3 separate regions of the Mus musculus genome follow, and regions 1 and 2 are each linked to region 3. The links are chromatin loops, found by intact Hi-C in ENCODE. Cell type or tissue: heart. All regions are shown on one strand. Links, peaks and the distances in the headings refer to the core of each region. The heading gives the core; the rest is flanking DNA.

What was found. Hi-C counts contacts between places; a loop is a spot of excess contacts. Peaks named below come from ENCODE experiments on the same cell type or tissue, not always from the same donor. Only the 100,000 strongest peaks of a DNase experiment are listed, where the experiment ranks them.
Region 1: a loop joins it to region 3, with 6 times the contacts of the local background. A loop is called at or near these places in 3 of 42 quality-filtered maps.
Region 2: it touches region 3 in a loop (6-fold over the local background); 3 of 42 quality-filtered maps call a loop at or near these places.

What each region holds. Positions count from the first base shown.
Region 1 is chr1:37,496,919-37,506,900 of GRCm38, reverse strand. Mgat4a (mannoside acetylglucosaminyltransferase 4, isoenzyme A) reads left to right here. Exons shown (of 16, transcript NM_173870.3): 3 at 8,161-8,328. It overlaps Gm39627 (a long non-coding RNA gene), which reads left to right and starts at 3,341. Exons shown (of 2, transcript XR_001778883.2): 1 at 3,341-7,135; 2 at 7,220-7,864. In heart, for the core only: a CTCF peak has its summit at 1,384 (motif pointing left); DNase peaks (open chromatin) are centred at 1,790, 4,340 and 5,980.
Region 2 is chr1:37,507,925-37,517,906 of GRCm38, reverse strand. The region is part of intron 2 of Mgat4a (mannoside acetylglucosaminyltransferase 4, isoenzyme A); the gene reads left to right. Among named protein-coding and RNA genes, the nearest start is that of Gm39627, 9.4 kb to the right of the region's middle. In heart, for the core only: no CTCF peak of the experiment used is centred there; DNase peaks (open chromatin) are centred at 4,336, 4,736, 5,436 and 7,595.
Region 3 is chr1:37,628,748-37,638,729 of GRCm38, reverse strand. It overlaps Cracdl (capping protein inhibiting regulator of actin like), which reads left to right. Exons shown (of 10, transcript NM_028096.1): 3 at 701-869; 4 at 6,779-6,914; 5 at 7,248-7,409. Among named protein-coding and RNA genes, the nearest start is that of 4930556I23Rik, 19 kb to the right of the region's middle. In heart, for the core only: CTCF peaks have their summits at 2,355 (motif pointing right) and 3,881 (motif pointing right); DNase peaks (open chromatin) are centred at 5,029 and 6,099; H3K27me3 peaks cover 1,216 bases.

The sequences.
Region 1 (9,982 bases), core at 813-8,812, 130 kb after region 3:
CCTCAAACTAATTCTGGCAATCTGTTCTAATCTTTTGGCGTCTTCTCATTTTCTGGCTCATTCTAATTTCACCTGTGTCTAGCTTGTTCTCTCTTAAACCTATCTCTGTAAAACTCTCATGCTGAAACCACCTGCATCTTCCTTTGCCTTTTCACAAAAGTTGGGCATATCCTATTCTGTCAAATCTTTCTCTGATTCGTCACTTTGTTAGCCACTCAATCAGATATCACTTCCAAACATGACTGCTTCCTTCTATAAACTAACTTTACCTTCATTGTTTGGGATTAAAGGTGTGTACTAAGTACATGTCTCTATTCCAGCCGGAAGGCTGAGCCACACCACAACTAGAAACAGGCATTTTCAGTAAATAGATGGGAATTACAGATAATTGTAGGCTGTTAGGTGGGTGCTGGGAAGATCTCTGTGCTCTCAACCACTGAGCCATCTCTTCAGCTCCACACTGTCTGTCTCTGTCTCTCTCTCTTTGTAAAGAAGCTAAGTCTACTAAAATAAGTACCCTCCTAAGTTATACAACTCTCCCCCCTTCTAATTTCACTATGATAATGGAATTTAGGTCTTTAAATGAAATTACGAAAAAGATACTGCCTCTTCTCCTAGGAAGATGAGCAAATCTGTTCGGATTAAGAATGTACTTCTAAGGAAATTAGTCTTGTAGCGCCATACAATGCACTCGGTTTCCTTTTTCGTCAAACCTGTACCCAAATGCAGTTTTGAAATAACCCCGTTAACGATGTGCTAAGAGGTGCTGGAGAGAGAGAGAGAGAGAGAGAGAGAGAGAGAGAGAGAGAGAGAGGGAGGGAGGGAGGGAGGGAGGGAGAGAGAGAGAGAGAGAGAGAGAGCGAGCGTGAGAGAGAGCAGTTGTGTTCCCGAGCTTTTCTGGTCATTACACACGCTAATAAGGATCTTGTTCTGAGGTATAGAGAAATCGGAAATGAATTAATCGCATTCCTTGTTTTATGTTTAGAAAGTGGAGAGAGAGAGCTCAGCGGTTAAGAGCACTGACTGCTCCCCAATAGGTCCTGAGTTCAATTCCCAGCAACCACATGGTGGCTCACAACCATCTGTAATGGGATCTGATGCTCTCTTCTGGTGTGTCTGAAGACACCTAAGGTGTACTCATATACATAAATAAATAAATCTAAAAAGAAAGGAAGAAAGAAAGAAAGAAGAAAAGAAAGTCTGATCACATGCACTTACGAGCCCTACTTTTCCCTGTGAGCTTGAGCGGGCCTTTTCAGAGTTCCTCTTGATGTGATGGGTCCTCTGGGTGTCCCCCGGGGTAACTCAGCAGAACACTTAGACGACACCTTTGACATAGCTGTGTACCACATAGTCTCCAAGCACCTCTTGCGCCATCTTGTGCTTTGTGGCCCGATATGTTTAGTTAGTTTCTGCCTGTGTGTTCCTGTGGGCAACAGGAAGGAGGTAAAGAAGGAGTTTAGGGAAGAGCTAACGCCATAAACGCCGGGCTTCTTGGGTCTAAGTTCTAGGACAATGTTGGCCTCTTCTGAGTGGATGGATGGTCTGTGGCCTTCCAGCTTCCACATGACAGGGAAAACCTCAGCAGATCTCAGGCCTCCCCTGTCGCCTAGAGAACTAGCATTTCTGGAGAGAAGAGTCTGCGATTCTGGATGTAACAGCCCTTCCAGCTGTCTCACATGGAGGTTAATGTTGAGGAAGTGGAGACAGCTGGTATTTTTATGAGCGTTTGCCTGTCTGTTCTTGGTAGAGATTGTTTGTAACTGGACTTTTAGGGCAAAAGTCAGGACTCCCTTTCCTCTAACAGCCTGCCTGCTTGGCCGGTAGGCCCTTCCAGGATATGCCAGTAAAAATTGAAGGGCAGAAAGGAGAAACAAAACAAAACATCAGCGGCCACACTGGGAAGAGAAACAGATAAAGGGTCTAGTGACCCCAAGGTCCTCATCAGGGTTTCCGCATGGGATGTGGGTTTAAATAGAGGAGGACTGGGCAGGGAGCTGGAACATGCACAATTAGAGCAGTTCTGGCCAAGATGGGGTCCCCCAAGGTCGTCTGAAGTCGTTAGTACTGTTATTGCTTAAATTGGACCAATCTGGTTTTTCTAAGTTTATTCTCCTCCAGAGTGTGAGCTTGCTGTTTGCATAAAGACCCTTATCGAGGTTGGTCTGTTGTGCGAAGCATGCCATTCCTCCAACTCAGAGTGGGGTGCCCGTGTGGGACAACCTTCAGTGTTGAAGAGAAAAGCATCATTGGTCTTTAGACAGAGGTGGGATCAAATTGGAATCTGATCAGAGTGGGGGGGGGGTGCGGGAGGTCAGGTTTCGTCTTTCTCCTAGTTGTGTTGTGGGCCTGTGAGGAGTCTTTAGACAAAGCAGCTCTGGAGGGCTGTTAAATATACATATTTACTCTTTTCATTTGAGATTCTCTTACAGTGTGCTTTAGCTCCCCAAACTGCCTTTGGAACCTTGGGTCTCTATTCTCACCTCCTCTTCCTCCTCTTCTTTCTTCTCCTCCTCCTCTCCCTCCTCCTCCCCTCTTCCTTTCTCCCCTCCCCCTCCCCTCTCCCTCTGCTCCCTCCCCTTCCCTCAGCCTGTTTTAGAACTTTGTCGGTGGGAAGTTGCCTCCAGTTTCTTCCAGAGGCCTGTCTTTAAGTTTTTTAGTCAGCTGTGTAAGAACCACCATGTGCGAATTCTTTTCTAATAAAGTGAAATATAATTAATATATAATTATCTCTCAGAGTTAATTCAGAGTGGGTTCCTGAAAATTAAGCCTATAAGCTTAAGAGTGGTGTTTCTGAGTCGTTCATCTCTCTGTGTGTCTGTGTGTCTGTGCAGAGTGCCAGGTAGGACATAGAGAGTCGGGACTTTTTGGTCTCATCCCCGAGGCTGGTCTCAGTACCTGGGGGCTCTCCCAGCATGCCTCAGAACCTCCTCCCAGCACGCCCCCCTCACTCCAGCCTCCACTCCCAGGGGCTAGGCTTCCACTTCCCTCCCCCAGCCTGATCCCTATAGAACCCGGCCATTTTGGCTACTTTACCCAGGCTGGCTCTTAGCCCAGGCTGCCCCCTCTTGTTCCCTGGCTCCTCTCTTGCTCTCCCTCCCTCTCACTCCTCTCACAGTTCAGTTTAGTCTGGGGCCATAGTCAGCCTGGAATCTCCCTTGTATCTACAATAAAACTCTCTGTACTTTGGGAACAGCCATGTCCTCCTTTATTTTATTTTATTTTATTTTACTTGTCATTCAGGGACAAAGCAAGTAACTAACATTCTTTCCAAGCAGAATTTTAGTTCCATAAATCTTAACTTCTTAAAGACAAAACCAAAACAAACATATGGGTATCATTTTTTTTCTTTTTTTTTTCCATTTTTTATTAGATATTTAGCTCATTTACAATGGGTATCATTTTTGTTAACTTTAACATTCACAAAGTTCACTAGTAAGCCTCTTTATCCTGTTAAATAGAAGGTTCTGTTTCTTAAAAAAAAAAATTTCTTTTCTATTTTTGGCTTACACACTGCTGTCCATTTATATGATGCATCAGGCTTTCTTTCCTAGAGTGGGTCTAAAACTTACTTTAAATTATTAAACCCCAGAAAATTGTCATTTCCACAAAAGGATCGAGCATCAACAATATCATGCTTTGGATTTTTTACACTTTATATCCCACCGATAAGGGAAACAAAACTGTAAGCAGAACCAGGTGCCCACTTAGGAAGAGGGCAGCATGAGACACCCTTAGCTTCCTGCCGTGGTCTGTGACACAGTGCAAATGGTTGAAAACAAGACAGATACAGGGCTTTCACTAGATGCTGAAAACGGGGATTGTAGAAACATTTGGAGGAGTTTTTGTGTTTATTAAAAGTTTGAACTAAGTTTCTAGGACATATAAGTAGGAAAAATTCTAAGGATGTTCTAAGAACTTCTAGAAAGTTCTTGGCTCTCTGCATCAGCATCAAATATAATGTGGGAGACTCCTTGGTATGGAAGGGTGGATTCAGACGCAAAGCGGGGCCTGCCGACCTGAAGCCTTTCCTCACCATAGACTTTGGACTGAGAGCTGCGTTCAGACAGTGATTTAGAATGCTGATTTTCTAAAAGGCATGAGCACCGCCTCCCCAACCCTTGTATGGTTTCCTGACAATGGTCCTGATACCATCTTAGTTTGGTCTCTGTAATCTCCTTCAGGATCCATTCGGGGCTATGCTCCTGTTCTAGCGTTTAGCCTCCCTGTCGTTTAATCTTGGGCGTCTCCTGGATCTTCATCTTGCTGACCTTCCACATCGTTTGAGGTTCATGCTCTTTGCTTCGTGCATTGTCTCGGTTTTGTGGAGTCTTCTGTTTCCTCCAGATTAGACTGAGATTATGTGGTCTTGGCAGGAGCACCGTGTAATGAGCCTTGTTCTTGGTGGATCTCGGGAGGTGCTGGTAGCAGTCCTGTTATTGCCAATGTGAACTTAAGAGATGGCTGCCAAGTTTCTCCACTCTCCAATTAGCATTTTTCCTGTGTAAAATGAGTAGTTGGTGGGGAGATTCTTTGAGATGATGTAAATACCTCATTTCTTACCAGAGTTGCATCTGGTAGTTAGAGTTTCCATGTTTGATTCTTACCTGACTCAGTTACTACCCTCTGCTGCTGGTCATCCCTTTGACTGTTAGTAACCGGCGTTCTCCTGTAAGGCCCTCTGCCCTCATCTGAGAGGTTATAATAGTCTATTACTGGTATGAGCTCCTTGATTCTAGTTTTATTCAATGGGTTATAATCTGTTACCATCAATAGTTTAGTTTTGTTACTTAAATTACCCCAGGTAGCTAGTGAGAGTTTCTTATGTAGTTTTGTATCTTTTTTTTGTCAATGTCCTAAAACCAGTAAGTATTATTGTGTGTATGCGTGGGCACTGTGGAGGCCAGTTTGCCTGTGGAAGCCAGAGGACAACTTTGTGAAGTTGATTCTTTCCTTCCACCGTTACTTGGGTTCTGGGACTTAAACTTGGATCCATCTCCATGCTTGGGCATCAAGTGCCTTTATCCACTGAGCTACACCACTAGCTTTTTTGGTGTGATTTAATATTACCACCTTGAAGTTATTTTTCTCCAATGAGTTCTAGTTCCTTTGAGTGCTAACTGGTATTCAAAAACCAGTGTCTAGGCACTGCCTGGGCCTTGGGGGAGTGGTGTTACTCTGCTTGCTTATGTGGAGAGTGGTCAGCTTGCTGAGCTGGCCAGTTATGTGGCTGCTCCTGCTTGTCTACAGTCTCTAGACTCAGGGACCCCACATCTGTACCCTGAGGATAGGATCTGATATCAGACCACACTCTCCAGGTTGTTTTCCAGATACTTTAAAAGTGCTATTGTTCCAGATACATTTTAGACCGCACATACGCCTTCCTTCCCCAGTTGTCATTTTGATAAGTGTTGACCTGCGGTGTTATTTAGGTTAGAGGGAAATTGTTTCACAAGCCTGGCTCTTCCCATTCAGGGATAAGAGGTGATTTCTGTCGTTCCCCTAACCCTCCAACTAACATCAGTAGTTGTTGTTCATAAATCTTGCCTCCTGTGATAATCATTCCACATTATTGTTCATGGTTCTGCTTTTGAGCTGAGGTCTTGCTCTGGTGTCAGACTGAATTCCTGGCCTCCAGTGTGCCTCCTGCTCCGGTCTTCTGAGAAGCCAGGAACTCGGCTCCCATCACCCTGTTTAGATTTTTCTCGTTTTGTGTTTATAAATGGTGTCTTGGCGTTTGTTTTCTTAGGAGTTTACACAGAGAGGTGCCTACGCAAGAAATGCAGAGTACGGATAAACTGCGTCACCTTCACTCACGTCAGTAAACAGGACACAGTGTGAACTTTCTTACAAGACTTTCCTGGACACAGTGCTGTCTTATTTGTGTCCTCCTGCATCAGGCTCGAGAAGGGGATACAGCAGTTCATGTGGCTTTGCCTCTTGGTGTTGGAAGCGGGACGGGAGGAGGGGGCTGGACTTGTGCCAGCTCATTACCCTCTCCCAGACGTCCTGAGAGTTTGCTGTGTATACCTGAAGGAGGAACAGTGGACAGTGCCTTCCCTGGTCTTAGCCCCAGCTTTACAGAGTGTGTCTTCCTCTTCTTTCAGACAGGGCTTCTCTGTGTGCTGCGGTATAGTGTTTACATTCTTATGGTTACTAAGAGCAGAATTAGTTGGGGGCGTTGTTGTCCAACAAACAAGAACCCATTTTGACTTTCATTTCTAGTGCAGTGAGTATTTTCTTGCAAGGTATTGACTAAATGTATCTATCTGTTCCTGAAGTTCTGTTAGCTTTTTTTTTTTACAAGTATACATCTTTAAGTTTTGAAAGTGCTTGTATACAGATAATTTTTATATTGAATTAAGTTTTTTTTTTAGAATTTTATGCACGATACTGTATCCTTTTCACACCCCCACCCCTTTCTTCTAATACCTCCTGTGTCATCCTTAACTCCCTCCAACATTCACGACCTCCTCCTCTTTCACTCTCGCCGTTACATGTCTTATGTACATGTTTATATGCATGACCATGTAGCCGGCTGAGTCCATTTGCTGTTGCTCACATGGAAGGGTTCCGGGGTCTCTGTGACCACCATGGTCAGTGGCATAACCATCTGAGGGAGGAAAGAAGGCAGTTTAGTTCAACCTGATTCAAGGTGGTGGTGTTACAAACTTTGAGTGTCTTACCTCAGGTAGCTTTTTTAAAGGCGTATTTATCACACATAATTTGGAAAAAGTTTCCTGGGGTATGGTGGTTTGAATATGTTTAGCCCACAGAGTGGCACTATTTGAAGTTATGATCTTGTTGGATGAAGTGTGTTGCTGTGGGTGTGGGCTTTAAGATCCTATCTGCCTGGAAGCCAGGTAGAAGAACTCTTAGCTCTTCCTGCACCATGCCTACCTGGATGCTGCCATGCTCCCACCTTGCTGATAATGGACTATCTTTCTGAACCTACTTGCCAGCCCCAATTAAATGTTGTCCTTATAAGAGTTGGCTTGGTCATGGGGTCTGTCCACAGCAGTAAACCTCTGACTAAGACCTGGTGGTAATGAACCCATTCTCATGTGCATAACAAAGCCTGAGGCCATGACAACCTTGAACTCTTTGTAAAGTTCACATGGCATCTTCCATAAAGGTAGGTTCTGTAGATTAATAGGGAGCAAATTCAAGATAAAGCAGGGTGGGGGGGTGTAAAGTTCACATGGCATCTTCCATAAAGGTAGGTTCTGTAGATTAATAGGGAGCAAATTCAAGATAAAGCAGGGTGGGGGGTGTAAAGTTCACATGGCACCTTCCATAAAGGTAGGTTCTGTAGATTAATAGGGAGCACATTCAAGATAAAGCAGGGTGGGAGGGAGACTGTCATACTACAGATTGACTGAGACAAACTCAAGATAAGAGTCTAGAGGAGGATCTAATATGGGCTGGCCACACAGAAAAGATTACCAGGCTATTGTGCAAGTCTGCTCCCAGCTTCTGGGTGGAAAACAGGTTGTCCGCATCTCCCTCCCTTTGAAGAGACGACCCGTGTTTCTAACATTCCTGATTTCCCCTAGTGCTTATGTGTGAGCACAAGGACCTCTGTGCACTTGTAATTCCGTCCCTGTACTTAGGGCTGACTGTCTGGGGTTGGATAACCTGTCATGGATTTCATCCCTGGAGAGAACTGATCCGGCCTCGCTCCTTAGCCATTGGCTGCGTATAGTTATTTATCTAGGGGTGTAGGATCTTGTAAAATTAACCCCGTGCACATTGGTACTTCAACTGGTAGTCTCTCATTATGTTGGCTTCATTTCGACAGCCATATAATTGAGATTTCGCGGGTACAAGCCTCCTTGTCACATTTAGAAGACATTAGCAGCAGGTTCTCTTCTCCACTGGCTCTCACCATCGTTTTGACCGCTGTCATTTGTTCTTTGTATTTTGAGCATATTTGACTATAATAGTTTACTTCTGTTACCACAAGAAACTTCTTTGATGAGGGGTGAAGAGGGACAGTTAGAAATTATAATTGGTTTGGGAAAACGGCAGTACTGCCTTCCCCTCCAGGAGGCATGCCTAGCCTCCTACCGTAAGGTGGAACAGTGTATTATTTTATTTTAAATACATATACTAAAAGACAAAGGATACTAATCGTTTCTTTTTTCATTTTTCCTCTAGAAAAACTAATTGCTTATCAACGAGAATTCCTTGCTCTAAAAGAGCGTCTTCGAGTGGCCGAGCATAGGATATCTCAGCGCTCCTCGGAGCTAAACACCATTGTCCAGCAGTTCCGCAGAGCTGGAGCAGAGACTAATGGAAGTAAGACAGCTCTGAGTACAATCTCAGGTACTTTAAAAGGTGTACGTGTTCACAGATTTGTATGGAACAGGACCTGCGAGGTTTGTGAATAGTTTAGCAGCCAGCACATGTTGCCCTTTTCAGGAAGAAAGATCTTAACATTTGCCATTCTGGTGGATTATAAATGCACTTTTATTCATTGCTGGATATGATTTTGATATGCACTGTTACATTTCAGTCGCATACATTTTTATCAGTCGTAGCGAAGAGCCTGTATCTTTTCAAAGCGGTCACATGGGATTCAATTTTAATTTTGGGGTCAGCGAGATGGCTCAGTGGGTCACATCAGCTTGATGCCAAGCCTAACAACCCTAGTTCAATTCCCAGGTCCCACACGGTGTACAGGCTGAATCCCTTCCCACATTGTCCTCTGACCTACAAACATATACACACATGCACACGAATAAATGTTGTAAAATAAATAAATTTTAACTTTTATTTCAGCATGCTTATGATATAACCAATGCTTGATCTTAGATGGCTCCTGGGGAATCTGTAAGCTGCTTGAACAGTCCTTGTTCTTGCATCTGAGTGATACTAGGGAAGAAGCCTGGGTTACAGTGCATACCTGGAAAGTATCTGAGTATTCCCTCCTTGGGGATTCTGGTCACTGGTGTCCTGCCTCTCCTGATCGAGTTGTTCCCTGTTTTTATACCAGTGTCCTGGGCTCCGGGGCTCCTTCTACATCGGTGCTTTAGACTCAGTTTCATGGTCTCTAAACAGAGCCAGGCAGGGATGCCTTTCATCTTGGTATCAACACTGGCCCTCAGTGTTAAAGTTTTGTGTTTCTCCCTCTCCTACTGAGGATGCTGGTGTATTTTGTCACTATGTAGCATTTACAATTACAGGCCGATGCAGCTGAAAGGAAATCGCCCAGGGATTTCTGTGAACTCTTTTTTTTGTTTGTTTGTTTCATTTTAGTCTTTTTAAAACAAATGTTTACTCCTTGAAATTATACTATTGAGCATTTTTACCTTGTCATTTTGTTTGTTTGGTTTTTAAGCCAATGATTTGCTCTGTAGCTCTGGCTGCCCTGGAACTTGCTATGTGGACCAGACAGGGCTGGAACTCACAGAGATCCACCTCCCTTGGGCATTAGAGGGCTGGGATAAAAGGTGCACACCACAGTGTCTGACGTCATTATTCTTCAAAATACTATTTGCATTAAAATTTTATTTTAATGGTCTAAGATTTTACTCTATGGCACAGGCTGTTCAAGAAGTAACTTATGTAGCCCAGGCTGGCCTCAGACTTGTGAGCCTCCCGATTCAGCCTTGCAAGTGCTTAGGATTAGCCGTGTGTACTCCCCACACCAACTGAAATACTTTTCTAGCTAATGTGCTAATCATAGACCACAGCAAATGAAGCATTTCCTTCTATAATTAGCAAATGAATGTTTTCCTGGGTCACTTTTGCCCTTCCAAATCACAGCTCTGTGAGAGACATTTTTGCGAAGCGTTTGGTTACATTTCTGGCAGCCCTTGTGATCTTCATTAGATTATGTTTTGATGGCAGGCGATTTCCAAACACACCATTTCTGGAACAAGACAGAAAGCAATTAGGTATTTGTGGAACGAGTGAAAGCTAAAATCATGGAGAGGAAACGACTGAGTCACAGGACAGACTGTGTTAGGGCCTTTGA
Region 2 (9,982 bases), core at 860-8,859, 120 kb after region 3:
CTCTAATTGAGACTACCATGGTAAAGGCTCAGGTCTTGGGAGAAATTTACTTAGAGGACATTAGTGGTTTTATTGGCACAGTGTTCTTGTTGACATTCCTTTTCTCTCTTCTACTTGGTTAATTGCTCACTCATCTAGTGTTTATTCAGAGCATGCTAGGTGCTGGGACGCTAGGTCCTGGTGTCGGTGTGCAAAGTGAGACAGGGGATATCCTCACTGCCATAGAGCCACTTTCGGAGATGGCGAGGGGCAGGTAACAGTGGAGCAGCTAAGACTGGGATCTTCTATCAGATAGAAGTGGGCACTAAGAGTAAATGGAGCCGGTGTGGTGTGGTGGGGGCTGAGGCAGGAGAAAAGGGATATTTGGCAGGGAGAGTCAGAAAACCCCTGAGAAAGCAGGGTGGTCTTGGAAGGCCGATAAAGCAGGGCAAGGAGGGGTGGCATTGGCAGAATGGCAGACAGGACTGAGCTCACCCTGCAGTGAGAGGGCATCAGCACCAAGGAAAGCCAGGAAACTGGATGCAGAGAAGGGGTGCTCAGAGGAAGGTGCTGTTGCAAGGGGTGCTGCTGATGGTGGCAGGTGACAGGTGAAGGCAGATGAGTTGTGCTCATAGTCCAGAGGCTCCGGATCTCAACCCTCAGGGCCCAGCTCAGCTTCTAAGTTCTCGGGATCCGGGAATATCTAATATCACTGCATGCTGATGGCCACCTTCGCTCCTGCTGTAACCATGTCTACGGCATTCATCCCCTGGTCCTGTCCCCCTAGCTGGCATGTTGGGACCTCTCTGCTCTTTCTCCCTGTGCTCTTAGGGGCCCTGACCTGATGCTCATTATTTCCCTATTGTTTTCTTCTGGCACCGCTGGTAAGCGCAGTTCTCCTAGACAGGAGATCAAGAGCCTTCAAGGGAAAGCTTACTGCTTGTTGAGTGGTAACTCCCCCCTCCTGCCTTCTGTGTGTGTGTGTGTGTGTACACGCATGTGCACACATGTGCTCCTTTGTGCACCTGGAGGTCAGCAGACAACCTTAAGGACTCACCTTCAGACTCATTTCAGGCAGGATCTTTTGTTTTGTTGTTGTTTACTGTTTGATAAGCCGGGCTAGCAAGCCTGTGAGCTTCTGGGGATTTGCCTGTTTCAATCTTACACCGCATCCCAGTGTGCTGCCTTTATTTTTGTATCTGAGCTCAGCTCCTCATCCTTGTATGGCATGTGCTTTGTCCGCTGAGCCATCTCCCTAGCCCCATGTTGTATGCTTTTTAAATTAAGCCCTCTGTGTGTGTATAATTGTAAACTGTGTATAGTGTGCACATAGGCAGGTGAGTTCATCCAGGTGCCAGCAGAAGCCAGAGGCCAGGGACCTCTGATCCTATGGAGCTGGGGATGAGAATAGCTGTGAGCTGCCTGACCTGGGTGCTGTGAACTTGCATCCTCTGGAAGACTTGCTGTGAACTCAGGATCCTTGTGTATCAGTCTCCCGAGGGCACTGGGGATACAGGCATGCACACGCCCTAGCTTAGATGTCCTCTGACTACTTGGAAGACTGTGTGCAGTGTCTTTTGGTGATTATTAAGGTGAGTCCTATATTCATTGTATATGACCCATCTGCTCTTAGCATCTTTTGTTCTTGTTGCGCCGAGGTTTGAACTATGAACCTTGCACGTGCTGAACAGTTGTGCTCTGTCACCGATTCTCAGCTACATCGCTAGCTCTAGAAACTTCTAAAGCTTCTCCTTACTTATGTTCTTTGTTCTTTGTCTTTTCTGTACTAGCTAGAAACAGCATAATGGGTAGAAGTGACAGAATAGACAGACTTGCTTTGTTCCTAAGAGGTCCGGTGTGATTAATTTCAGTGCAGATCTTTTAAAAGTTATAGGCATTTTTTTTTATCATTTGAGGAACCGCCTCTCATAGATGTAGGAAGTTCCCAGTTTATTGATAGTGTATTAAAAAAAAAAACAATGAATGCTTGGTTGTGTCATGTGGTTTAATTGACCTCTGACATCCAATCAAACATGTATTCATTGTTATCTCATCCTAGATTTTATGTGTATGATGATAACTATGAAACTCACTTTTGGTTTTACTGGTATTTCTGTATGGATTAAGTTGGGAAGAGCTAATACCCTGAAATATCTGAATATTTGTGTCTTTGTTTCAGAATAATCATGAAGTTTTTCCATATATACATTGTTAGGTTTGTATCTGTGTGTGTGTGTGTGTGTGTGTGTGTGTGTGTGCATGCACATGTGTGCGTGTGCTCTCTAAGATAATACCATTTTTTAAAAATTCTGGTTGTTCATTGCTGCAATACAGGAAACCAATTGCCCCAGCCATACCCCTCCCACACATGTCTGTATAGCTCATTTATATAGTTACCTCTACCCAGCAGCTTTGTTCAAATTATATTTTAGTCCCAGAAGATCTTGTGGCTGTTTCTTCCTTCGACATCTGTGTAGCCTTTCTTTGTCTTGTCTTGTTGCCCTCGTGAGGCCTCTAGTGCAGCATTAAACCATTCCGTTTTTAGTGTGAGTGTAGGCTCAACCGTAGGGCTTTTTTGTAAGTGTGGGTTTCTCTCTCTCTCTCTCTCTCTCTCTCTCTCTCTCTCTCTCTCTCTCTCCTTCCTTCCTTCCTTCCTTCCTTCCTTCCTTCCTTCCTTCCTTCCTTCCTTCCGGCTTTTTAGAGACAGGGTTTCTCTGTGTAGCCCTGGCTGTCCTGGAACTCACTCTGTAGGCCAGGCTGGCCTGGAACTCAGAAATCCATCTGTCTCTGCCTCCCAAGTACTGGGATTAAGGGTGTGCGCCACCACTACCTGGCTTTGTGTGTGTGTGTTTTCTTTTTCTTAAGTTAAGGAAATAGCCCTGTTGTAGAACTCTATTGCTTTGTAGAAACGTATTCATGTATTTCTTCCCTCCGTCCCACTTTCCCTGCCCATCCCCCCCACCCTTCCCATCATTTCTCCTCCGGGCACAGTTGGTCCTAACTCATTAGGAAACTCTGTTCAGTTTCTTTGCTCTGTTTTTCCACTGGCTCCTCGGGTTGGATCGTCTATTCTCTGATCCGCATCCGTGGCTTTTCTGTCCATCTGTCTGAAGTCTGTGGTTGACCCTCTCTGGTGAGTTTCCACTTTAGGTACTGTGGCAACTCGGGTCTCCATTTTGTCCCACCTTTCTTTATTGTCCCTCTCCTTTGAGTCCGCTTCGTCCACTGCTCCCATTCTTTACATGTAATTTTATTTAGGTTTTTGTTTGTTTGTTTGTTTGTTTCCAAGATAGGGTTTCTCTGTCACCCTGGCTGTCCTGGAACTCACTCTGGAGACCAGGTTGGCCTCGAACTCAGAGATTCACCTGCCTCTGTGCTGGGATTAAAGGTATGCACCACTACCACCTGGCATAGTTTTATTTTGTTTTAAAGCATATTGACAGTAGAAGTCTTGAAGTCTGTCTGTTAAACTCAAAATTTTGTAGCCCCCGCAAGACCATTTCTATTGGTTGCTTCTTATACCTCAACCAGCTTAGGTCACAATTAAATTATTTTTCATGTCTTCTTTTGGGGTGTGTGCATGTGCTGTGCTGTGCTGTGCTGTGTCTGTGGAAGTCAGAGAACACTTTTCTTTTCACTTTCGAGTCTCAGGAATCGAACTCAGATAGTCAGGCTTGGCTGCAAGTGCTTTGCCAGCTGAGCTTTCCTGCGGGCCCAGGTCATACTATTTTTTTTTCCTCTATTAGTCTAATGAATGTTGTATACATTGTATACAATGTATAGAGTACTCCATACATTGATGCAAACAAGAGTCTTACTTAATACCCTTGAAGGTGCTAGTGATCTTGTTAGCTCAGTTGTTTAGTACTTGGATTGGGACTGGACTAAATCTCAAAGTCTGTGTTGCCCGCTGTATCTGAGAGCCTTTGTAGTTGGGTTTTAGTTTTTGCCTTTCTTGTTAAACTTATGCCGTCTTGGAGGGGTTATTGTTGGTATTCTGTCTAAACTCCATCCCCACAGTTCCCTGGCAGCAGCCAGGTATGCTCTGCCCCACAGTTACCTGGCAACAGCCAGGTAGGCTTGGCCCACTATAAGAGGGGCTGCTTGGCCCTTCCTCTTTCTCTTACTCTCTTATCTCTCTTACTCTTGCCTCCCCTTTCCCCATCCCCACCCCCGTCCCCATGTGGTCATGCCCGGCCTCTACTTCTCTACTCTCTCCCTCTCTCTGCCTTTCTCTGCCTCTACTACACTCTTAATTCCCCTCCTTATGCCCTAAATAAACTCTATTCTATACTATACCATCGTGTGGCTGGTCTCTCAGGGGGAGTGGATGCTTGGCATGGGCCTGCCTAGGCACCCCCTCCCCACACTCCCCGCCAGAACATATAGCTCCTTCTCTTTTTATGATCACATCAGTTATACTCACACTGGTGTCCACATAGTGTGGGGTTCAGCTCAATCCAGTACTGTAAGACTTCTCAGTTGTGGGGCCAAGTGGACAGCTGCCTTCTGGGCTACACACACACACACACACACACACACACACACACACCCTGCCCCCATCTGTCCCAGCATGGATTCCCTCTGGCTGTTGTGCTAACTCTTCTCCGTGTGTGTGCAGGTTCTATTGGCCAGGTGTGTATGTGCATAGCTTAGACTGGCTCCGGTTGCTGCTGTGCATGCTCATAGCCTCTGGTCAACTTGGCATTTGTAAAGAGCATTTGAAACCTTGCAGAGCTGTCTTCTGGGGACTCCTGTTGAGTGTTTGGCTGGTCTGCCAGCCCATTGCCCACTCCAAATGCAGCAAGAGCCTGGGGCTAGTCTTTGTTCTGCCTGTCAATTGCTAAGTGCACTGGCAACACTGGGCATCAGATGAACCCTTTGGGGGATCAGGGAAGTTAGTTTCCAAGGCCTGCCTCCCCACCCCTTGCTGACCTTCTGACATGGCAGAACTGGGGAGGGATAAGGGTAGCTTCAGCAAGAAGGTGCGGGAGGCTTTGTGCTGTTCTTTAGACTCCAAATCCAGGCTTCTTTTTTTTTTTTTAAATGAGTGAACACTTGCCAGTCTGAACCGTCTCTGGTTTACTTCCAGTGTAACTGAAATGGCCGTTTTTGACTCTTAACCAGCCTTGTAGTTGCTTTCATGGAGAGAGGATTTGTGAGTCTCCACTTGCCTTTTTGCCAGAAGCCAGGCACCCCTGTCTCATCAGGTGCTGTGAAGAGCAGCTTTTGTAAGGGGCTCTGAAAACCCAGCCCATGAGATCACTGCTGTGGCCACGCTGCCTGTGTATGTGAAAAGGGTAGTTAGGCATTATAAGTGAGAACCTGGTTTCAAAACAAGTCCTAAGAGGGGCCAGAGTGTGGACCTGGGCTCTGCCAAGTTGGCCAGCAGCCTGTCTTGTTTATGTATTAACGTTGACAGTTGGGCCCCTTGGCCTGGGAATGCTATTATTTTCCCTTCAGCTTAGCTGGCTGGCAGCCATTTCCTAAAACAGTCTCCTAATCGAATTTTTCCAGGTTGGAAAGCTGTTCAGGCATGTGCTGTGCTCCAGGTTGTCTGGAATCTATGCTGCGTGTATTCTTAACTCTGAAAGGAAATTATTCATGGGTGACATATTAGAGGAGACTAAATTGAGAACATTGGGTTATTACAGAACATTAGCTAACTGGCTTTTTGGTGCTACTTCAGAAAGACTGCCAAGTAGATCTTGGAGATAGGAGCAGTTGTCCAGCTGTAGACCCAGTGGACGGTGACTGTCTGGATAAAGGCATCTCATCTCCGACAGCACAGAGACAGGAGGAGGACTGGCTGCTTAGTGGGATGCAAATGCCTGGGGGTTTTAAAGGCCAGCGAGAGGAATCTGCGGCAGCATTTGCAACCTTTGGCTTTCATTTTTCTGTACTAGTGGGTCTCAAAATGTAATCTAGAAGAAAACAAGACCTCTAGCCTGTTCGGGAGGCTTACAAGTATGAGACGATTTCATAGTAGTAAGCGAGGGGCCTGCTCCAGTGTTGTAAAGGAGCAGGCGTAGTTGTGAGAGTTGTTTTCTGCTAAGCCAGACATGCATGAGATTGGATAAAGCATGATACTCTTTTTCTTGTTTGCTTTGTTCTGTGTTATTGAGAAAGGGCATCACTGCGTAGCTCAGACTACACTCAGACTCATAACCCTTCTGTGTTAGCCTTCCAGGTGTGGGGCAGGCATCACCATGCCCAGCTTTGCTGGTGTTTTCAAAGTGTCCTCCTGAATTTTATAGCATGTATTTTTGATAGATCCTAACATGAATTACTAATATGAATATTGGTATAATTCATATAAAAGCTCTTTAAGGCTCACTGATTATTTTGAGAACAAAAGTCTGAGCACTGTAGGCTGGGGTGGTGGGGTAAGCCTTAGCTACATAACCATGAGACCTTCGGTTCTGAACCCCCCCCCCCCCAGTACATATGCAAAAAGCTGCCTTTTTCCTTTTGGTAATCCTGGTGGTAGTGGAGACAGTAGGCTCACGGTGGGGGTGGGGGGGAGTTGACCAGCTAGTCTAGTCACAATGCTGAGCTTTGCCTATAAGATGAAGAGCAATAGAGAAGGCACCCAGCATTGATCTCCAGCCTCCACACAAACTCGCTTAGCACACAACAAAACCATGTGAGAACTATCTACACAAAGACCCTTGTATTAATAGTAATAATAATAATAATAATAATAATAATAATAATAAATGGTGTGTGTGTGTATGGAGGTCAGGACAACTTGGAGGAGTTGGTTCTTTCCTTCCATCATGTAGGTCTTAGGAATTGAACTCAGGTCCTCAGGCTTGGTAGCAAGCCACCTTGCCTGCCCTGTATCATCTTTAAAATGACCATCATACTAGGCACATAACTTACTTTTATTGTTTACTGTAGGATAGTTGTCTCCTGTGTCATAAGTTTACTTGGTATGCAGTATTCTATTAATACAATCATAGTTTAGCTATGTAATATTTGATACATTCTCCATAAATGATTGATCAGTTTCTTTTGTTAGCACTGGGGATTGAACCTAGGGCCTCATGCATGCTAAGCTAGCACTGAACCCCTGAGCTATGTGTCTTGACCTTGATCACTTTCTCACAGTTTAAAAAGAATCGAAGAGAATCTAAGCTGATCTGCCTTTGTTGTTGACGTTTGGGGCTAAGTGGAGAAGTACTAGCAGAATTCCTAGTGTACAGAAAAGAGCTGGCATAGTTGACCCCTGGGACTTGTCATCAGAAAGGCCACCTGCATGGCTAGCCCTATGCTGGCATCTGCAAACTGGTGTGAAACTCTTAAGAGGCTGCTTGTACCTGAGTTAATTCTATGAGCCGTGTGGTTTAACTATTATCCTCCCACCCCACAACAGCCTTGGGTATTAAATCTGTGATGGACTTGCAACCCTTTGTTTATGTTGTCGGACCTCCTGCTAGAGGGCCTAGGTGTGCCCTGTACAATTCTACTGCAGTTCAGTTCTTGCAGGCTGCACCTGTTTCCTCTAGCCTCTTTCTGGATTTGCTGAGACAACCCCCTGCTGCGTGGCTGTGAAGCTCTTCAGACCTTTGTTCTCTGTCTAGCTACTTTGTATCTAAGGCACTATAACATAATGAGACCTAGCTCTTTCCCCTACTTAACTGTGAGGTTTTGTCAGCAGGTGTTCCAACCATCTTCCAAGTAGGCTTCCAAGATCCACCAGGAGGCTCAGAGGTAGACCAAGTTTCAGGAAACGAAGGAAGAAGGATGGGTTGGGTGCAATGCTGCTGCCAAAGTTCCTTCCCTAAGGTCCTAAGGTCCTCCTTCTAAGGTACCGTTCTCAGAGGTCACCTAAGGGAACCAGTGAATGCATAGGCTTCCTTACAGAACAGTGGGTCAGGGGTTATGGACAGGAGTGGAAGTGACATTAAAGCAGCCACATTGGAAAGTCTGCTTGTAGTGTAGTTATACCACACTCTCCTTATGCCTCCTTACTCTCCCAGACCCTGTGAAATTAGGGCAGAATTATGTACTACTGCAAGGGGTGACTGGATAGTCTCATGACCCTTCCTTGCTGTCCCCTCCATTGTGAGGGATGATCATCAGGCCCAGCTGGGATGATTTTGGTGGTGGTGGTGGTGGGGGGATCAGCCCCAACAAAACTGAAGATGGAGACGGTTTGGCTGGGAGGATGGCCTACAAATTTGATCATGATGCAGCAAGGGATGGTCTCAGATAACACTGGAGGTCTTTCAGAGAGATCGGCAGGAGCCTTTTAAGGGTTTGTAGCTGCATCTTTGTAGAGGAGAAAGTTGGCAGGGCATCAAGGTCAGCCAGTGGATTCCAGAGTACATGGGGACTGAAGGGTTGGAGTGAGGGAGGCAAATGGACGAGGGGTGCTAGGTGAATGGAAAAAAAAAATAAAAGGAGAATGCGATTACTCCTGAGTATGGTGGAGGAGAAGGCTCATTGTATATACGAGGGAGAAGACAGCCAGAGGCATCTGGAAGAGTCCAGGGTGGACATGACCAGCAGACCGAGCTATGCCATGTGAAGGGGCAGGGGAGGGGAGGAAGAGGAGAAGACAAAGAGGCCAAGAGATAGAAAGGGCCAGAGTAGCCAAAATGGCTGGATTATATAGGGAAGAGCCACTGGGGGAAGGGCAAACCAGCTCTGTCCCTGGTGGCAGAAGATTAGAGAAGGGGATGGGGTGTGCCAGTTACAATACAAGGGTAGAGACTGTGAGGGATGCAGGGAGAAGCTGAGGCCAGAGTCTGCTCAGATATGGTAATAAGTACCTTAGCATTTGTCCTGGGTTTGAGACCTCACACTAAGCACTGCTATACCACTGTAGTGCCAGCCTCGGATATACGAGACCCAAGGAGTTTCTGAGAGCTGTACCCAGGCTCCTTATTCCCAGGTAGGGATGGGTGGGTGGGAATCTGGGAACCTGACATGGCCTTTGATTCTCAGCAGGGAGACAGACCTGTGTAGGCAGGGAGGTAGGCACTACTCCAGATGGCCTCTGTGGACACTCCTGACCAGAAGAAGTTATCCTTCCATGTGGTCTCCGCTGACCCCCTCATTGGGGAGATCTACTGCTGGAGTAGGGTAAAAGCCTTCAACGCTGAGTTGTATGAAGTATATCCTGCATGTTCATGTGACCAGGACCTTGTGTCACAGTGGAACTTTAGATTTGGCTGTAATTGATGGGATAGGAAGAATGGGACTCGGATTCTGCTTGAGGTGTGTGTGGCTAGAGTAGAATAGTACTCATCTGAGCTTCCTGTGTGGCATGTAGCCTTATACATAGCCCTTGACTGTAGTGAGCCCGACATCTCCCTCCCCAGTGCCCCTGCCCCTCCTCCTCCCTCTCCCCTACCCCCCTCCGTTCATGGATGTTGCACCAGCAGAGGCCAGAAGAGGGTATCAGGTCCTTTGGGCCTTGAAGTTCAGCTTCTTGTTTCTTCAAAGCCAGCTTAGGGTAGAGATGGAGGGGGTCTTTATAGAGAGGATATTTGCTAGCAAGACAGTCTTAAATAGTCCATCATCCCAGAGGTGAGACCCATCTATCTGCTTTATCATGTATTCTGTTCATGAGAACAAAGCTTTTTCCTTCTCACACTCAAGAATGGAGTTCTAGGTGATTGTTAGCCATCTGACACGGGTGCTGAGAACCGAACTCTGGTCCTCTATAAGAGCAGCAAGTGTTCCTAACTGCCGAGCATCTCTCCAGCCCTGTGGACTTTTTTTGGTTGCTTTTTTTGTGCACCTGTTGGTACCTTTTCTAGTCCCCATATAGAACAGATGAGGTAAAGAGACATTCAGAGACATCAATCTGTTGTTGCCTGGGTTCCAAGGACTTCACCCTTTTGTGCCTTCTGCTTGCTAGAGAATTATTGTTTATAACACTTGGCCTTTAATGGTACATAGCAAGAACAGAAAGTGTGTCTTTTATAGATTTCTTGATCTCATAAAAATCCTTCAACTGGAAATTAACATTCTAAAACTGTCTTTATGG
Region 3 (9,982 bases), core at 1,203-9,202:
GCAGTCATGGGTTTCTGGCCTAAGAGGCCTTGTGGGCAGGAATGAAGGTGACATCGGAGGAGCACACTCTGACCTTACCACTGGAGCAACAGCCACAATTATTTGCTCATTCTTCTTACATACCCACCCCAGCACGCAATTTTAAAAATAAAATAAATCCTTAAAAAGTAACATATTAGGAAAAACAACTTGGATTATCACACAGCTTTCACCTCCTCTGACGTTATGTGTACGTTGTGTATGAAGTATTTACGATGCATATTGCAGAGATTCAAAGAACGTGGTACCTGGTGAGAGGAGGGTTGCTTGGATTTGGATTCTTGTTTGTGAGCAGAGTTCTTGGTTCATTTTCTAGTTGGAGAGATGGTTCAGAGGCTAAGAGCCCCGGCCACGCTTCCAAAGGACCCACATTCGAGTCCCAGCACTCACGTGGCAGCTTACACCCACCTTGTAGCTCCAGTTCCTGGGATCTGGTGCTCTCTCAGCATCTCTTTGGGGAGTGCATGCATGAAGTACACAAATAGACACACATCTATACACATGCATTTTTTAATTATTTTTTTAAAGATAGAAACCAATATTTGTTTCAGGGCTGCAGACCTTATATGTCGTGTCTGTAGTATTCTGAGCCCCTGGTTTCTGCTCACCTGCGTCCCTCGCACACCTGCACCGCTAATCTTTCTTCTTGTCATCTGAATAGGAAAGAAAAAGTCGAAATTTAAAACTTTTAAGAAGCTGTTTGGGAAGAAGAAGAGAAAGGAATCCCCCTCACCCACAGGAAACAGCGCCTGGAAGCAAAATCCGGCCAAGAGCGAGGTCATTGCCGTTGAGGAGTCGGGGCCCGTGTATGACTCTGAAGATGAGCTGGAGTAAGTTGCTCTCATGTGCGTCTGGCTTGTGAGCCTCAAGAGGAGGGGGACACCGGGCACAGGAGGTGTCCGGAGCTCTTATCTTCAGTGCCTTAGGATCTTGTCTGTTTCTGAGCTTCCTCCCCACCTGGGTGATGTGAGAGCCTTGGGAGTCTCTTAGTGCATGGTGTGTCTATTAGCTTTTCCAAGCACAGGGATGGAGAAAGGTGGGGGAAAGCTGGTTGTGTACTTGCTACCTGCTGGGTGTGGGAACCGTTTAAAAGGTCACGGTAATTGGGGCTGGAGAGATGGTTCAGTGGTTAAGGGCACTTGCAGAGAACTGTGATTTGCTTCCCAGCACCCACATGATGGCTGAACCATCTGTAACTCTAATTCTGAGCTCTCTGACGCCTCTGAGAGTCTACATGTATGACACATGTATGTACATGCAGGCAAATCACTCAAAAGCATAAAATAAAACTTTATAAACTCTTTTAAAAAAAAATAAGTTCACAGGCTGGAGAGATGGCTCAGCAGTTAAGAGCACTGACTGCTCTTCCAGAGGTCCTGAGTTCAATTCCCAGCAACCACATGGTGGCTCACAACCATCTGTAATGGGGTCCTATGCCCTCTTCTGGTGTGTCTGAAGATAGCGACAGTGTACTCATATACATAAAATAAATAAATCTAAAAAATATACAGAAAGAAGTTCACAGCTATGCCTGGGAAGATGGTTCTGTGTAGGTCTGTAATTCCAGAGCTCCTGAAACAACACGGGAGGCAGAAGCAGGCCTTGCTCCAGAAGCTCATGGACGAGCTGGCCTGGGGTTTGGGGAAGGGGTGCGAGCTGGCCTGGGGTTGGGGGTGGTGAAGCTTGCCTGGGGTTGGGGGGTGAGCTGAATAACAAAGGACCTGTCCCAAACAAGCTGGAAGGAAAGGACTGCCATCGGAGCTTGCCTCTGACGCATACCTGGGTACTGTGGCATGTGTGCACCCAGAGATACAGTTTTTTTTTTTTTTTAAGAGCAAAGTAGCTGCAAAAGATTTGAACCATAACAGAAATCAGCAAAATCAGCCAAAAGCGACCAGGTAGGCTGCCCAGAATCTCACAGAAAGGCAGGACTGGGACACGGACCCTGGTTTAAATTATCCAAGAATGCCCTAAGACCTGGGACACAGTACCAGGAACACACATCTCTGGACTTGAACGATGATTAAGTAAGGGCTCATTCTCTAGAGCAAGGCCTGTGGATAACAAGGCTATGGCTTTTTGTCTGGACCTAACTAATTCAGATCCACTGGGGATGGACACTCAGGCAGCTCTGGGGGAACAATACTTTTATTTTGTAACTTGTAATTCATCACAATACAGCTGTGTGTCTCACAAGGTTGTATTTTGGACTGAAGAGAAGAGGAGGAAGCTTGAAATATCTTTTAAACATCAACTCTCATGTCAGGGTAAAATGCTAGCCAGGAGGATATCGCTCTAGAGGCAGAGAAGTTACACTGGCCACTTGGTGGAGCTGTAAGACTGAAGCTGGAGAACCAGTGGTCCTGCCCCCCACCCCCCCCCCGCCTCCCCCCCCCCCCCAAGCTAGCTTGAAGTAGAAGGGGGTGGTGGGGGTGGTAGATGCCTTGTATGACTGCAAAGTTGTTGGGGAAGGGGCAGTTCTGGCTAGCCCAGGGAAACTCTAATCCTACCCCCATCTCCTTGTGTTTAAAAAACAAGCCAGGAAGTAATCTCTCTAGCCACAAACAGGAACGTAGCTAGAGGACCAGGCTCTGGGGATGCAACCCATACGTGTTCCTTTTCATAGGAACCCAAGGAAAGTGGGACAGGGCCCTTGATATCTGTCTGTGACTAGCACACAGTAAGAACATGATTGACGTTAGTTAATGAAAGAAAGATGGTGGGGGTGCCGGTGGAGAGACAGACAGCTCAGCAGTTAGGATTGCACACCCTTCTACAGAGTGCCTGAGTTCAGTTCTCAGCACCTACACCAGGTGGCTCACAGCTGTCTAACTCCAGCGCCGGACTGTAATTACAGGCACCTGTGCTCTCGTGCACCCCACCACCACCGTGTGTGTGTGTGTGTGTGTGTGTGTGTGTGTGTGTGTGTGTGTGTGAGAGAGAGAGAGAGAGAGAGAGAGAGAGAGAGAGAGAGAGAGAGAGAGAGAGAGATTGAATGATTGATTCAGGATAAAAGAAAAAAGAAAAAATTTAGCCGGGCTTGGTGGCGCATGCCTTTAATCCCAGCACTCGGGAGGCAGAGGCAGGCGAATTTCTGAGTTCAAGGCCAGCCTGGTCTACAAAGTGAGTTCCAGGACAGCCGGGGCTACACAGAGAAAACCTGTCTCAAAAAACAAAACAAAACAAAACAACAAAAAAAAACAAACAAAAAAGAGAAAGAAAAAATTTAAAATTTAAAGGTGATTAGAGACCCGGTACAATGAGGTTCTAGAGGGAACGATGACTTTTTCCAGGTCAACACTGACGAACAGACAGTTTCTTTAGTTTCTGTGAGAATCTGTCATCAGACTCTGCAGCAACTTCTGCAAGGTCACAGGCAGATGGCCTGTGCTGGGGTGTCCTGGTGCTGGCTTCGTCAGTGACAGCCCCCTGGGTCCCTTTGCCTACAGAACACCCTGCTCTCTGCATCTGCCCTCAGTACACTGGAGCTACAGCCTTTGTTCTCCTGATTCTATATTGGCTCATAGTGATCTAGATGATCGGTTCTCAACCTGTGGGGCTCTACCCCTTTGGGCGTCACATAGCAGATATCCTGCATATCAGATATTCACATTGTAATTCATAACAGTAGCAAAATTACAGTTGTGAAGTAGCAACAAAAAATAATTTTACAATTGGGGAATACCACAATGTATTAAAACATCTCAGGGTTAGGAAGGTTGAGAACTGCTGCTCTAAAGGCCTAGACGTTGAGCTTGGAGAGATGTGTGGCCTGCCCCTGTATCAAAAGGCAGATTTATTTATTCTGTACTGTGTTCTGCCTGCATGTACACCTGCAGGCCAGAAGGGGGCACCAGATCCCATTACAGATGGTCGTGAGCACCATGTGTTTGCTAGGGATTGAACTCAGGACCCCTGGAAGAGCAGACCACCTATCTCCCCAGCCCTATTCTATCAATCTTAATCCTGAGTGGTCGCTGTCATTACTCCCCGGTTTGTATCTGATGCCCTTAACATGTAGATGGTCCATTTCCTCAGTGCAAAAACTGTGGGTTTCTAATTCCTCTGTTCATTTTACACATTGCTGGGTTTCTTCTATGAAGAACTTTCCTTTATCAGGAGCAGGAGAGATGGCTCAGCAGTTAAGAGCACTTGTTACTCTTGAAGAAGATCTGGGTTCAGTTCCTAACACCTTCATGGTGGCTCATAGCCATCTGTAACTTCAGTTCCAAGAGATCCGATGTCCTCTGATCTCCTCAGGCACCAGGCATGCATGTGCTATCCATCTATGTAGGCAAACCCTCACATGTGTGTAAATTAAATAAATCTAAAATTTTTTTTAAAATAGCTTTCCTTTGTCAACTTCATGAGAGCCTGAAGTACAAGCTGTTCAGGGAAAACAAACTAATGCTTGGTTGGTGTTCGAGTGGTGTCTGCTCCCAGAGTAGTCCCTGACACTGCCACACCTAACTGTGACCAAAAAAAAAAAAAAAAGTTTTTTTTTCCCTCTAAAAGATCATTGTGAACATTGTATTTTTTAAATTTTTTAAATTTTGCTTTATTTACACAGAATTCTATGTAACCTAGACTGGCCTCAAATTCACTGTATAGTCAAGGACAACCCTGCACTTCAACCATCCCTCCATCTTCAGAGTGTTGGGATTATAAGTGTAAGCCACCACACCCAATCCCATGCGGTACTCCAGAAGGAACATTGGGCTTTGTGCATATTAGCTGGGCACTCTACCAACCCAGCTCCATACACATCGACCCCAAACACTCTGATTTCGAATATATTTGGTGTGCCTTAGTCCATAACAGTCTTTATTCATTGTCTCATCTTGCGATGTGAAGACTTCCTTCTGATTAGCTTCCCTCTCTTTGGTCGTGAGCCCAGCCATTGCTGAAAGGTTCCTTGCTTTCCTGCACAGGGAGACGTCCCAGTTCAGTGCTGTATGCTTCCTGGCTTGGATCTTTTTCACAAGCTGTGTTTCCTTCCTGTCAGAGAGAACTTGCCTTGGAGATCACGGCATGGGTGTGGTGGCCAGGATGGCTACTCAGCTATAGTGTCTTCTAGACCACTACTGGGTAGGACTAGGAAATAGGTTTATTTCTGAGAGAATTCTGAGCAGTTTCATTCCAGGGGAGATGAAACTTCTTGCTTTATTTCCCTGTATCCTGTTTCCTGTTACACGGAAAAGCTTGGCTTGTGATGAAATTGCTTTCTGCTTTCTTCCTGTAACAGTGACTTCTCTTTCCCCATTTCCACAGCGATCCTCCTGCCTCTCACTCCCCAGTACTGTGCCATGATATGCCATTGTGTCTGCTGTAAAATTAGGCTTTCCCCCCCTAGTCTTAGAGATTTCCCTCTTGGATGGACTTTGTGTCTTGTTGGGTAACACACTGTATATTTCCAAAGACAAAATTGTAACTGTTGTTACCTTTCACACTGTCTCCCTATCCAGTTCTTTCCTTCCCACTTAAACCACATTCGTGTATCTGCCACTGTATCAGTTTTTATTTTAAAAACCATTAGCAGGCATAGTACTTGCTCAGCATGTCTGCATGTTCCCACTGCTCTGCCCAACTGATGTGCCACATTCTTCTGTCCCGTGTGTTCTGGTAAGCACACGCCAGTTACACCTGGACTGGAGATGTTTGGGCAGTAGTTAGGGATTCCAGAGGGTGGACCCAGGCTGTTGACTGTAGGAAGAAAATCTAAGTGCATGCATGTCCTTGGCATTTGGAGCGTGTGCTCTGTGGGCTGAGTCCTTCTGAGTGTCTGTGAAGATACACCCTTCCAGGCACTCTGGATTTCCACTTGCAGGCTAGAAAGGAAACACCATTGAGCTGGGATGCTCAATGGAAGAATACTTTCCTGGTGAGTGCGCGCACGCACACACACACACACAATGCACACATACATATAGTATTACAACACAGTTGGATATGCAGTAGGACAGGCCACACCTTCAAGTCCCCAGTGCCTCATAGAAGACAGGATGCCCAAGGAGGACAGGGTGGGGCTGGTGCACACAAGATGTCCAGTGCATGCAGAGGCCGCTTTCCTTCCTTAACTGAATGTCTCAGCCACCTCCTTCCACCTATTATTCAGCAGGCTAGGGAGTTCTGACGGCTAATTCCCATATCCTCTGAGAGCATTTTATGAATGTCCTGGGACTTTCTTTGAGTCAGGTCCTTAGACGTCAGCCGGGCTTCCACTCTTCCGGTCACAGCACAGTTGTGGGATACACAAACCATGCCAGATCATCCATGCAGAGAGCATCTCTACAGGCCTGCAGTTCTTGTGTCTATGGTCTGGACCATCTTGGGGAGATGCTGCTGTGCCTCCAGCCTCCAGCTTATGGGCCCCACGTTAGCTTAGCCCTCAGCCCACAGCCTCACATTCCCAGGGCACCTGAGACAGATTCCCACAGGACCCAGCCAGCACCAGACTTTCCTCTCCACAGGCTAGTGACTCGGACCTCACGCCTCCAAACTTTCGGTTTTTTTCCACTAATCAAAATAATCCACAAGCTTCACATCTCTTAGGAAAATGCCCCTTTTGTAGGTTCTGACTAGTGTTTGACGGTGAAAGGGACAGAGAAGCAACTGCTAACTGTGTGTGACAGAGGGCTTTGGGGGGATCACATTAATTTATCCCTTCTCTCACTCTGAGTCCCTAGGATCAGGGGCAGATGGAGGTGGTGGAAGCTCACAGTGGCTCTTTTTATCCTAGGGAGTCCAGGGGTACTATGGGCAGCCGGGCCCTCTCCCACGACAGTATTTTCTTTCCTGAATCGGGACAGGACCCTGCTCGGCCCGTGCGGGTGTTCTCCCAAGAAAATGTGTGCGACCGGATCAAGGCTTTGCAGGTAAGGGTTCGCTTGGCACTCTCACTGGGTGTCTGTCCAGTGTTAATCTAGAAGTTTCTAAGTGATCTCAGCTTAGCATTTTATACAGTTGAAAGTCGGGTCACAGGTTCTTCACGGGTCTCAGGCATGCAAGTTAGTCACATTCTGACTCACTGTTGGTGACTGCCTAAAGAATAAGGACAGTGGTGAGGGAGCTGGGGACAGACATTCAGGTCAGGGCACTGTGCTAGGGTGCTGAAGTTATTTCCTGAATGAATGAATCAGAGCAGGAAGATTTGTTGCTAGCTATTGTTGATGAAAACACTAAGAATGGTTACTATTCCCTCAATCTAGTTAAAGATACAATGTAACGTGAAGATGGGGCCACCGCCTCCAGGAGGCCTTCCTATCAAGCGGGCAGAGGAAACCGGCATGAGTTCTGAGGATGACGGACTGCCCCGCAGCCCCCCAGAGATGTCCCTGCTGCACGATGTGGGTCCAGGCACAACTATAAAGGCGAGTACAGTCTGTGCCCTTGAATATTTCCATCCACTCCTGACACTAAGCATTGATAGAACTCTGGAGGACCCTCCATGTCTTCCAGCAAGGTCTCTTGAGTGAGGGAGACTGCGCTGCCGTTTTGTGCGGTTGTGTGGTCAGTCTGATGCCATCTGCTCTGTGCCTTATCTTTCTTGTCTGAGCAGATGCCCAGACCCAGAAAAGAAGGGCAGGGGCTCCCTCTCCTCTGCATCTCCCCTCCCATGGCAGTGGCCAGAGCACAAAGAGAAGAGTAAACACTGAATTATATTCAGCCCTGTTCCTGAGTCCTGACCGCAGAAACCTGTTGGTTTGGGCGAGTCACATGAAGCCCTCAGGGTAAAGGCAGCCCAGGGAGTCTGACCAGCAGTGTCTGACCTCAGCCACTGCAGGAAGTGATCCCAACTGTTGTACCCCCATAGACTCCATTTCACAAAGAAACACCCCAGCATGTTCATGGGCTACTTTTGTTTGTGGTAAGAATGTTAATGTACACATATATAGAAGACAAACAGGATGGCCATTTTCTCCATATTAGTAAGCCAAGCGAAGGGCAAATGGGAATGATCCAAATGATATTGATCCTTGAAAAACAAGTAAAAACAGAGTTGGTGTTTGATAGCTGGGCATCCTTGGATCCCGTTCAACCCTGGCCCTGCCAGGGCGTTGTTTACAATGTAACTGTAGAGTTACCACTTCTGGGCTGTTTGGAATTGTATTCGGTAACCACTCAACTTAGGTACATAGAGTTCCCTCTTCCCAGACACGAGCTTGTTCTTTCTTGTAGTTGTGAGCACCCAGAATATTAGTAATGGAAAATCAGGACTGTGGTGTGGCTGATTTTAAGTCAGCTCTAGGGGTTGGCAACTCCCATGGAGCTGCCTAGAGTATGACTCCCAGAATCTGGCCTCAGGGAAACCTATCTCTGGTCACAGTAAGAGTAGGCTCTGGGGCCAGAGGCTACCAACCCACACCTGCTCTCCAACTTCAAGAAGGCCTGGATGATGGGGAAGGTTGCCTTACTCTGTGGAATAAAACTATGCCCGTTAGCAACTTAAAACACTCTTGTGTACAATTGCATTGTCCCTTTTCAGAATTAGATATGGCTGTGTGTCAGGCTCTGTTTGTGAGGCGATACCTGTGAGGAGCTACCTGCTGGTTCATTTTTGACTTTACCCTCCTTCCTCTATCTCTTGAGCCTTGGACTCCAGTCTCTGACTTACAGTAGCTGGTTCTATCTGCAATTGGCTGCATTGGGTGGGGCGGGGTGGGGTTTCGGGGAGCAGCTTCATTTGTTGAAGACAGAGTTCAACTCCAAACCCGATCACCACTGCAGTGCACAAATTTTAATTAGCCAAGTGGGGGTCACTTGTGCAGGGGCCACACTTACCTAACTTTTTTATTCCAATGGTTCTGACTTTTTATTTTAAGATGAACTCTGAGGTTGTACCAGTTATTGGGTAGTATACCAAATCTGCTTTCATCGTGGGAAGCCAACGTTTGGGAATGGTGGGTGCACGGCTTTCATTCCAGGAGGAGGCAGATGGAGCTCTGTGAGTTCAAGGCCAGCCTGGTCTATAGACTGAGTTCCAGGACAACCAGGGCTACATAGAGAGACTTTAGCTCAAAAAGCAAACAAACAAAAATGTTAACCGGACACTAATATTTAGGTCCAGTGTTCCAATAGAGACATGCAGATAATAATTATTATTATTATCTTTGTTTGCATGGTTGTTTAGAGATGGTGGGTTGTTCTTGGAACCTAGAGGATGGATCCCAGATTCTCTCTCTTTTGTACTAGTTGGTTTTGTGTCAACTTGACACAAGCTAGAGTCATCAGAGAGGAAGGAGCCTCAGTTGAGGAAATGCCTCCATGAGATCCAGCTGTAAAGCATTTTCTCAATTAGTGATCAATGGGGGAGGGCCCAGCCCATTGTGGGTGGTGCCATCCCTGGGCTGGTCGTCCTGGGTTCTATAAGAAAGCAGACTGTGCAAGCCATGAGGAGCAACCCAGTAAGCAGCACCCCTCCCTGGCCTCTGCATCAGCTCCTGCCTCCAAGTTCCTGCCCCCATTTGAGTTCCTGAACTGACTTCCTTTGATAATTAGCTGTGGAAGCATTAGCCAAATAAACCCTCCCCTCCCCAACTTGCTTTTGGTGATGGTTCGTTGCCACAATAGAAACCCTGACTAAGACATCACACACCTGAGCTGCATGCACTATAGCATAGCATCTGTGCTTTGCAGGACAGCCTGCCGACACCCACTCCAAGAAGAGGCTCACTGTATTCAGTGGGGCAGGCATCTTAGGGTATTCTCTCAGTCTTCCTTCTGTCACCTGGCAACGCATTTGCTCACTGCTGACTGCTAGTTCCTCCCCGCTGAGGTGTAAACTAGTAACATGCCTGTAGCTCACCATATGGTAGCCGAAAGCCAGACTCCTCGTGAGGCTGTAAAGACCCTTTCCAATGAACAAAGTTTGCCAGATAAGAGGCTGACAGGGGGCTCCATGCTTCCTGTGACCTGAACCCTGATGTCTCACTGCTGGGCCACA